2 separate regions of the Homo sapiens genome follow, and region 1 is linked to region 2. The links are chromatin loops, found by intact Hi-C in ENCODE. Cell type or tissue: MCF 10A. All regions are shown on one strand. Each heading gives the region's core, and the rest is flanking DNA. Links, peaks and the distances in the headings are about the cores only.

Evidence for each region. Hi-C counts contacts between places; a loop is a spot of excess contacts. Peaks named below come from ENCODE experiments on the same cell type or tissue, not always from the same donor. Only the 100,000 strongest peaks of a DNase experiment are listed, where the experiment ranks them.
Region 1: a loop joins it to region 2, with 6 times the contacts of the local background. A loop is called at or near these places in 3 of 110 quality-filtered maps.

The regions. Positions count from the first base shown.
Region 1 is chr18:3,303,192-3,307,593 of GRCh38, forward strand. No RefSeq gene overlaps it. Among named protein-coding and RNA genes, the nearest start is that of MYL12-AS1, 43 kb to the left of the region's middle. In MCF 10A, for the core only: no CTCF peak of the experiment used is centred there; DNase peaks (open chromatin) are centred at 2,330 and 3,000.
Region 2 is chr18:3,365,932-3,370,333 of GRCh38, forward strand. No RefSeq gene overlaps it. Among named protein-coding and RNA genes, the nearest start is that of LINC01895, 18 kb to the left of the region's middle. In MCF 10A, for the core only: no CTCF peak of the experiment used is centred there; a DNase peak (open chromatin) is centred at 2,440.

The DNA of each region.
Region 1 (4,402 bases), core at 131-4,130, 63 kb before region 2:
AGAAAAACAGATGGGGGTCTCACTATGTTGCCCAGGCTGGTCATGAACTTGTGGGCTCAAGTGATCCACCCACCTCAGCCTCCGAAAGTGCTGGGATTACAGGCATGAACCACCACACCCATCCAAGTAGATCTATTTCTGTTTTATTTTATTTTATTTCATTTTATTTATTTATTTTTTGAGACAGAATCTCACTCTGTCACCCAGGCTGGAGTGCAATAGCGCAATCTCGGCTCACTGAAACCTCCACCTACCGGGCTCAAGTGATTCTCTTGCCTCAGCCTCCTGAGTAGCTGGGATTACAGGCTTCTGCCTCCACGTCTGGCTAATTTTTGTATTTTTAGTAGAGACAGAGTTTCACCATGTTGGCCAGGCTGGTCTCAAACTCTTGACCTCAGGTGATCTGCCTGCTTCAGCCTCCCAAAGTGCTGCGATTACAGGCGTGAGCCACCGCACCCAGCCCAAGTAGATCTATTTCTAAAAGTGGATCTACCATTTGATCCAGCAATCTGACTACTGGGTATGTACCCAAAGGAAAAGATGTCATTATATCAAAAAGACACCTGCACATATATGTTTATGCAGAACAATTCACAATTGCAAAGATATGGAACCAACCTAAGTGGCCATCAGCCAGTGAGTGGATAAAGAAAATGTGGTATATATACACGAGAGAATACTACTCAGCCATAAAAAAGAAGGAAATAATGTCTTTTGCAGCAACTTGGCTGGAAGTGGAGGTCATTATTCTAAGTGGAGTAACTCAGGAATGGAAAATCAAATACCATATGTTTTCACTTATAAGTAGGAACTAAGCTATAGGTAAGCAAAGGCATACAGAGTGGTAAAACGGATACTAGAGACTCAGAAGGGGAAGTAGGAGGGGGATAAGAGATTTTTTAAAACTACATATTGGGTACAATGTGCACTAATTGGGTGACGAGTACACTAAGATCTCAGACTTAACTATACAATTCATCCATGTAACTGAAAACCACTTGTACCCCAAAAGCTATTGAAATTGTAAAAACTGTATATAAAAAAAAAAATAAAATAAAATCTCAGAATCCAAGCAAAGTCCACACATTGCATCTTATTGAAGGTCTCTTAATCTCTTTTACTTATTTATTTTATAGACAGGATCTGACTCTGTCACCCAGCTTGGAGTGCAGTGGCATGATCATAGCTCACCTCAGTCTCAAACTCCTAGACTTAGCGATCCTGCCGCCTCAGTCTCCCTAGTAGCTGGGACTACAGGTACACATCATCATGTCTGGCTAGTTTTTAAAAATTTTTTGTAGAGATGGGATCTTGTCATGTTGCTCAGGCTGTCTTACCTCTTTTAATCTATTTATTACCTTCTCTCTTTTTCTTTTGGTTGTAATTTATTTGTTGAAGAAATTGGGTGCCTTCTCCAATAGAGTGCTACTTCTCAAATGCTAAAGTGTATACAAACCACCTGGGGATCTTGTTAAAAAGTAGATTCTCCAGCCTGGCCAATGTGGCAAAATCCCGTATCTACTAACAGTATAAAAATTAGCCGGGCGTGGTGGCGGGTGCCTGTAATCCCAGCTACTCAGGAGGCTGAAGCAGGAGGAGTTGGGGGTTGCAGTTGAGCAGTGAGCCGAGATTGCACCACTGCACTCCAGCCTGGGCAACAAGAGCAAGATTGCGTCTCAAAAAATAAATACATAAATAAATTAGTAGATTCTGCTTTAGTGCAGGGATCTGCAGTGGGTCTGAGATGTGGCATTTCTGGCAAGCTCCCAGGTGAGGTGGATGCTGACCATCCATGGACCACACTTAGAGTAGCAAAGTCTAGAGCTGCCTGCAGTCTGCATTCTGATGGTTGCATCATGATGTCATTACCATATTTTTCTGTTCCCTCTAAACTGATGGTTGGATCTTCTGAACTGCATGGAAACAACCTTCTTTTCTGTAACTTTTAATGTTCTTTCCAAAATATACATTTGAACAATTTGGAAGTTTTCCACTGGTATCTTTATAGTTTTTGGTATAAAAGTTATGGTAAGTGCCCTATACAAGTGTACCATTTTTTAGTCTTTTCTGTCATATTTTTACTCTACCTTTTCTATGTTTAGATACACAAATACCTATCATTGTGTTATAGTTGCTGACAGTATTCAGTACAGTAACATACTGTACAGGTTTGTAGCCTAAGAGCAGTAGGATATCACGTATAGCCTATGTGTGTAGGAGGCTAGACCATCTAGGTTTATGTAAGTATACTCTATGACGTTCATACAGTGTCAAAGTTGCCTACCATGTGTTTCACAGAACATGTCCTGTGGTTAAGTGACTCATGGCTGCATTTATTCAGGGCCTAGGGTTTCCGTGCACTCTCATACTTGGCAGGCACTTGGTAGTCTGGATGTGTTTTTTCATTTACCGGCTGAGGCATGAATGCAGCCCGTGCATTTACCTGTGTGCAGGAATGTGGTGTTGGTGCTTTTGTATACCGCACCATTCACATGCCAATTAGGTTGAATTTTCAGATTAATTAGATGAACTTAGAGTTGCCAGGCTCCGGAATAATTGGATATCAGACAAGAAAAATGGAAACAGAATTTGTAAGTGATTTACAAGTTTCAGTACTTTGTTTTCAGTCATGAAGCCAAACTTTACCAAGAAGAGAAAAGATTCAACAGTGGAACATTTGAGCACAGTGGCCAGAGCTTTCTGGGCCGTGGAACCTTGGGCCCCTGACCTTTCAGGCTGGGTTGTCTCTTGTGGCCCTAATGTTTGCAGCAAACCGGTGGCTTGGTTGTAAATTTCATCTTTCTATGGGCTTCAGTCATTCAGAGGGCAAGCACGGACTTCTAAGGATTAGAGGGAGCCTCCTTGTTCAAATGTTTATGTGATTTCCTCTTCCAGCCACAGGTTGCTTCGTACTCACACGCAGCAGATAAGGCTCTGGTTCCTCTCCCTCAGACCTGAGCTCATCGCTTCCTCTGCTCTGTTGCTTCTTGTCTTCTGTCTCCTCTGGCCCTCGCCCAAGGTCAGCCTGCTGCCGAGTGTGTGTTATTGGCATTCCCACACATTTTGAGAAACCCTGTAGTGTTTCCACCGCATTAGGGTATTTAGGTTACAGGAAGAATTGGTGATGTTGAATTGAGGTCTTTTTTCATTACGATTACTCTTCTGTGAGCAGATAGAGTCATACCTGACACCGATCCATTTAAAAATCTGAACAAATTTTACTGATGCTCTAAAAAGTACAGGTTTCTTCTTGAGCCCAAATGACATTTTGTCAGAAATGGAATACCAATTTTATTCACTGGGGAGGTGACTCTGTCCCCCCAAACCCTCCCTATCCTTGTCCCTCCTGATCCACTGGGAAGTCATAAAGTGGCTTCCACAGGCAACTGAAATGCGTTCTGAATCATCCTCTCCGTCCTCTCCCGTGGGGCAGGTAGCAAGAGTAACAGGAAATAACAGGCACATATCAAATCACATTGCTTAGGTTGGAATCTCAGAACTAGGGGAAAATGTAAGTTTCAATTCCTGTCTCATTCCAAAATAAATTCAAGGCAGCATTTCATGTAAAATATAAAGTAAATATATATTACTTTAAATTTTGGACAAAATTGTAAACCCTTTCAAGCCTCATGTTTATCACCTGTAAAATGGAGAAAATACGAGCACACGCTTCACAGGGGTGTTATGAGCAGTGATTATTATAGCTCATGGTAAGCACTTAGCATAGTGTCTGGCTCATTATAAGTGCTCAAGAGACATTAGTCATTCATATTTCTCCAAGTTTCATTGATCAATATTCTGTCTTGCTGCACATTATTATCATTAATTATAAAGTCATTTTGGGTAAAAATTATTTGAATCAAAGATATGATAAATATGATAAGAGAAGACTAAAAACATAATCAATGAACTGAATTAAAGTTTTCATGTCTTTCAATATTATTTAGTCCAATATGTTAAATATGTTCCTTATTCCTTTGTAGCATTTGAATACATCCTAGGTTGCCTGTGCAACGATTGTTGGGTGCCAAAACACAACTAAGTCAATTATCCTGATACAGGAATTGTCATATATTATCATCAGAAGGGCATTTCAGAGGTCTGCTAATCTTTTTCTTTTTTTTAAAGTAAAGGCCTCACACATTCATTACTGAACCCAGCCAACCAATCCCTTCATAGCACACATAGAAAGAAAAAATATATTCCCAATAAAATATGTCCAACTGTCCAGATAGTGGTGGCATTTTCAGCTTGATACGGTAAGATGGTCTGACCTCGGCCCAGCATAAATATGTGTGCCATCTCATGTGCAATTCCTTACAGATCCAGCTTGCTTCTTCTCCAGTGTTTCCTTTTGTAGTGTGCCTGATTCTATTACCAGCTTTCATCTGAATCCACTGGG
Region 2 (4,402 bases), core at 152-4,151:
AGTGAAAAATCAAGAAACAGCAGTGTAAGTGTGCTATCAGCGATAGGACGATAAAGACCAACAGTTGTCGCTGAAAGTTTGAGAGTAGTTTCCTTCTGCTACGATTTGAATGTTTTTCCCTCCAAAGCTCATGTTAAAATGTAATTGTGATTGCGACAGTGTTAAGAGGTGGGATCTTTAAGAAGTGTTCATGAGGTCATGAGGGTTCCAGCCTCATGAATGGACTCACGCTGCATTATTGTGGGAATAGGTTCACTTCTTTTTGTGCTCTCTCTCACCCTCTTTTGACCCTTCCAGTACGTGGCACCTTCCACCATGTTATGTGGCAACAAGAAGACCATCACCAGATGCTGACATCTGATATTGGACTTTCAGCCTCCAGAACTGTGCGCCAATAAATTTCTGTTCATTAAAAATTACACAGTCGAGGCTGGGCGCGGTGGCTTACACCTGTAATCCCAGCACTTTGGGAGGCTGAGACGGGTGGATCACCTGAGGTCGGGAGGTTGAGACCAGCCTGGCCAACATGGAGAAACCCTATCTCTACTAAAAATACAAAATTAGCTGGGTGTGGTGGTGCGTGCCTGTAATCCCAGCTACTCAGGAGGCTGAGGCAGGAGAATCACTTGAACCTGGGAGATGGAGGTTGCAGTGAGCCGAGATCGCATCATTGCACTCCAGCCTGGGCAACAAAAGCGAAACTCTGTCTCAAAAAAAAAAAAAAAAAAAATACACAGTCTGTGGTATTCGAATATTACAACACAAAATAGACTAAGACATTTCTGGACATTGGACAATCAGAACTAGAAAGAAAGGGCAGTGCAAGGGACTGCTCTTTTTTTTTACAGTAAACCTTATAGAATCATTTCATTCATTAAAGTGATATGTATAATAAATAACAACCAAATATTTGGAGAGTAGGAACAATAAAAGAGGCATCGTAATGAGGTAATTACCAGAATGGGAGGCTGGGGCCCAAGTCTTTTAACCTCTGTAAGACTCAGTTTCCTCACATATAAAATACAAATTATAGTATGGACCATAATTTTCTGGGCTGATTGCAAGGGATAAATAAACTAAGATATATGGTTTTGCAAATTTAAAGCACCATAGAAATGTAGAAAATTGTATTTATTAAGTGTATAAGACAAAAGGCGAGTAATAAAACTGGTTTAATGCAAAGAAACATCTGGCTCTTTGATACTTGTTTGCAGTCCTCAGAAACTTGAACTGAAAAATCTCTGTCATTCATAGTAGATGGCATGGCTAATGTTTATGGAAAAGAAGATGGTGCCACCTTCCACAGGGCACTGTGGCTGCTCTTATGAAACAAAACACCAGTGGAGTCTGCAACCAAACTAGTGTTCTATGTGTGTTGTGCACATGTCCAATATGTATCATAAGATGCTTCCTAAGGTTGCTCCTGAGACATCTTGCCTACATGCTACACAAACGTGGCTGCCTTAGTCCATTTTGGCTGCTATAACAAAATATCTTATAAATAACATAAATCTATTTCCTACAGTCCTAGAGGCTGAGGAGTCCAAGATCAACGTGCGAACAGATTCACTGTTGGGTAAGGGCCGTTCCTCAGGCCTTCTTGCTGTGTCCTTACATGATGAAAGAGGGGAACAAAGGACCGCTTTTATAAGGCACTAATCCCATTCATGAGGGCTCTACCTTCATGACCTAATCAACTCATAAATGTCCCACCTATTCACACTAATGCATTGGAGAAAGATTTCAACATATGAATTTTGGGGGTGACACAAACATTCAGACTATAACAGGGACCAAGTCTGTGGTGTAGGTAATAATATTGCACATATTTCAAATTCTTGGTTTTGAAAATATGCTGTGGCTATGTAAGATGTTATCAATGTGGGAAGCAGGGTGATGGGAACACACTGTACTATTTTTACAACTTCTCGAAAGTCTAAAAGTAATTCAAAACAAAAAGCTAAAAAGGAAGTATTTAGATCCAACCAATGCCCCAATTTAAAGATAATCCAAACTACATCTGGATCCCAAAGGAGGTCTGAACCCTCCAAGAACACTAGACTGTGCTGTGCTGCAGCAAGTGAAAGGCTGTATCGACACCTAAGAGGCTGATCTGTTCTCACCAAGGAACAGGATTTTCCCAATTCCGTTTTCCTGAACCATTTGTTCATTACTTCCCCTCAAGCCACAGTTTCATTTATGCCATTAAGAAAAATTATCACATATAATCGCCAACCTTGGGAAAAGAATATAGTCATTTTGTTTTCTTTCAGACCACAAAGTAGGAAATCAGAAGCCTTGGGTAAATTGAAAATCCCAACTTTGTTTTATTTAAGGGATGCCAAGACTCCCTGTGCCCCTGGCACTCTGGGTGGGGGGATTTCCTGCATGCCAAATTGCTAATGCAAGATGCATTAGCCCATAGCTTTAGAAGTTCCAGATTTCTTGGCACCAAAGGGTTATGAATAATCCTTTCCACTCCCCTTGACTGTTGGAGGACTTTCAAAATATTTTCTAGTCTTTACTTCTACTGCCCTTTGATCTTGTCAGGGAGAATCTAAGAGACCAACTTGTTTGTTTCCTGGACTAACAGCAATGCTTCTCCAACTTTAACAAACATAGGAATTACCTGGTAAAAATACAGACTCGCAGGTCACACTCCTTGAAATTCTGGGGTGAGGCAAGTTGTACCCAATATCGACAATGATTCCAGGTGATCTGATGTGGGGTTGACTATATATCACACCATGAAAATCACTGGCAGAGAGATATAAAAGATAAAGAACATCCTAAAAAAGTGCTTTGAAGGCCAGGCATGGTGGCTCATGCCTGTAATCCCAGCACTCTGGGAGGCTGAGGCCGGGGGGATCACCTGAGGTCAGGAGTTTGAGACCAGCCTGGCCAACATGGCGAAACCCCATCTCTACTAAAAATACAAAAATTAGCCGGGCGTGGTGGCCGGCACCTGTAATCCCAGCTACTTGGGAGGCTGAGGCAGGAGAATTGCTTGAACTCAGGAGGCTGCAGTGAGCTGAGATCATACCACTGCACTCCATACTCCAGCCTGGGTGATAGTGAGAGACTCTGTCTCAAAAAAAAAGCTGTGATGTGGTTTGGATGTCTATCCCTTCCAAATCTCATGTTGAAAGTGGAGTCTAGTGGGAGGTATTGGATGATGGAGATGGGTCCCTCATGAATGACTTAGTGCCATCCCCTTGGTGATGAGTGAGTTCTTAGTTCACACGAGATCTGGTTGTTTAAGAGTCTGGGACCTCCTGCTTCTCTCTCTTGCTTCCTCTCTCACCATGTGATACAGCAGCTTCCCCTTCACCTTCCGCCATGATTGTAAGCTCCCTGGAGCCCTCACCAAAAGCAGAGGCCAGCACCATCCTTCCTGTACAGGCTGCAGGACTGTGAGCCAAAATAAACCTCTTTTCTTTATAAATTACTCAGTCTCATACATTCCTTTATAGCAACACAAACAGACTAATACATCTTTAAAAGAAAAGAAAAGAAAGAAGAAAGAAGGAAAGAAAGAGAGAAAGACAGAAGGAAAGAAAGAAAGAAAGAAAGAAAGAAAGAAAAAGAAAGAAAGAAAGAAAGAAAGAAAGAAAGAAAGAAAGAAAGAAAGGCAGGAAGGAAGGAAAAAGAAAGAAAGAAAATTGCTCATTATCCACAAGATTTAGTTAAAAGATTACATGAAAAGCAAAGGGTTTGGTGAGGCGTGGTGGCTCACGCTTGTCCCAGCATTTTGAGAGGCCAAGGTGGGAGGATTCTTTGAGCCCAGGAGTTTGGGACCATTCTGGGCAACACAGTGAGACTCCATCTTTCCAAAAAAATAAAAAATTAGCTGCGCCTGTGGTCCCAGCTACTCAGAGTGGGAACTCTGCTCTCTGACTTCAGGTTTCTATTTTGTCCTATTACACTTTGGGAGGCAAAGTAAGTCATAGGGCCACACCTAAAAGTCAATGTGAGTGGAGTAATGAAGTGCAACCCTACCATGTGTCTGGAGGGTGGAGAGCAAGAAATATTTGATGAATATCACAAAGGAGTCCTGCAGAGGGTATTTCAGAACAATCATTCAATTGGGAGGATCAGTTGAATCCAGGAGGTTGACGTTGGGGTGAGCAGTGATCATGCCCCTGCACTCCAGCCTGGGTGACAGAACAAGACCCTATTTCAAAAAATAAAAAAGAAAAGAAAAGAAAATCAAAGGGTTTGACATGAGCTTTGAACCATTAGAAATGAAAATGTGATACTGGTTCATCAGCTGACATTTTAGATATAATTTTCCTTTTATTAATTAATCATTGAAGAATAAATAGTGGAATTGTCCAGTTATTTTCACCTCTGAGATAATGGCATTGATGTTGTTATTTCAATAAGCCTAATTGGGACAAAA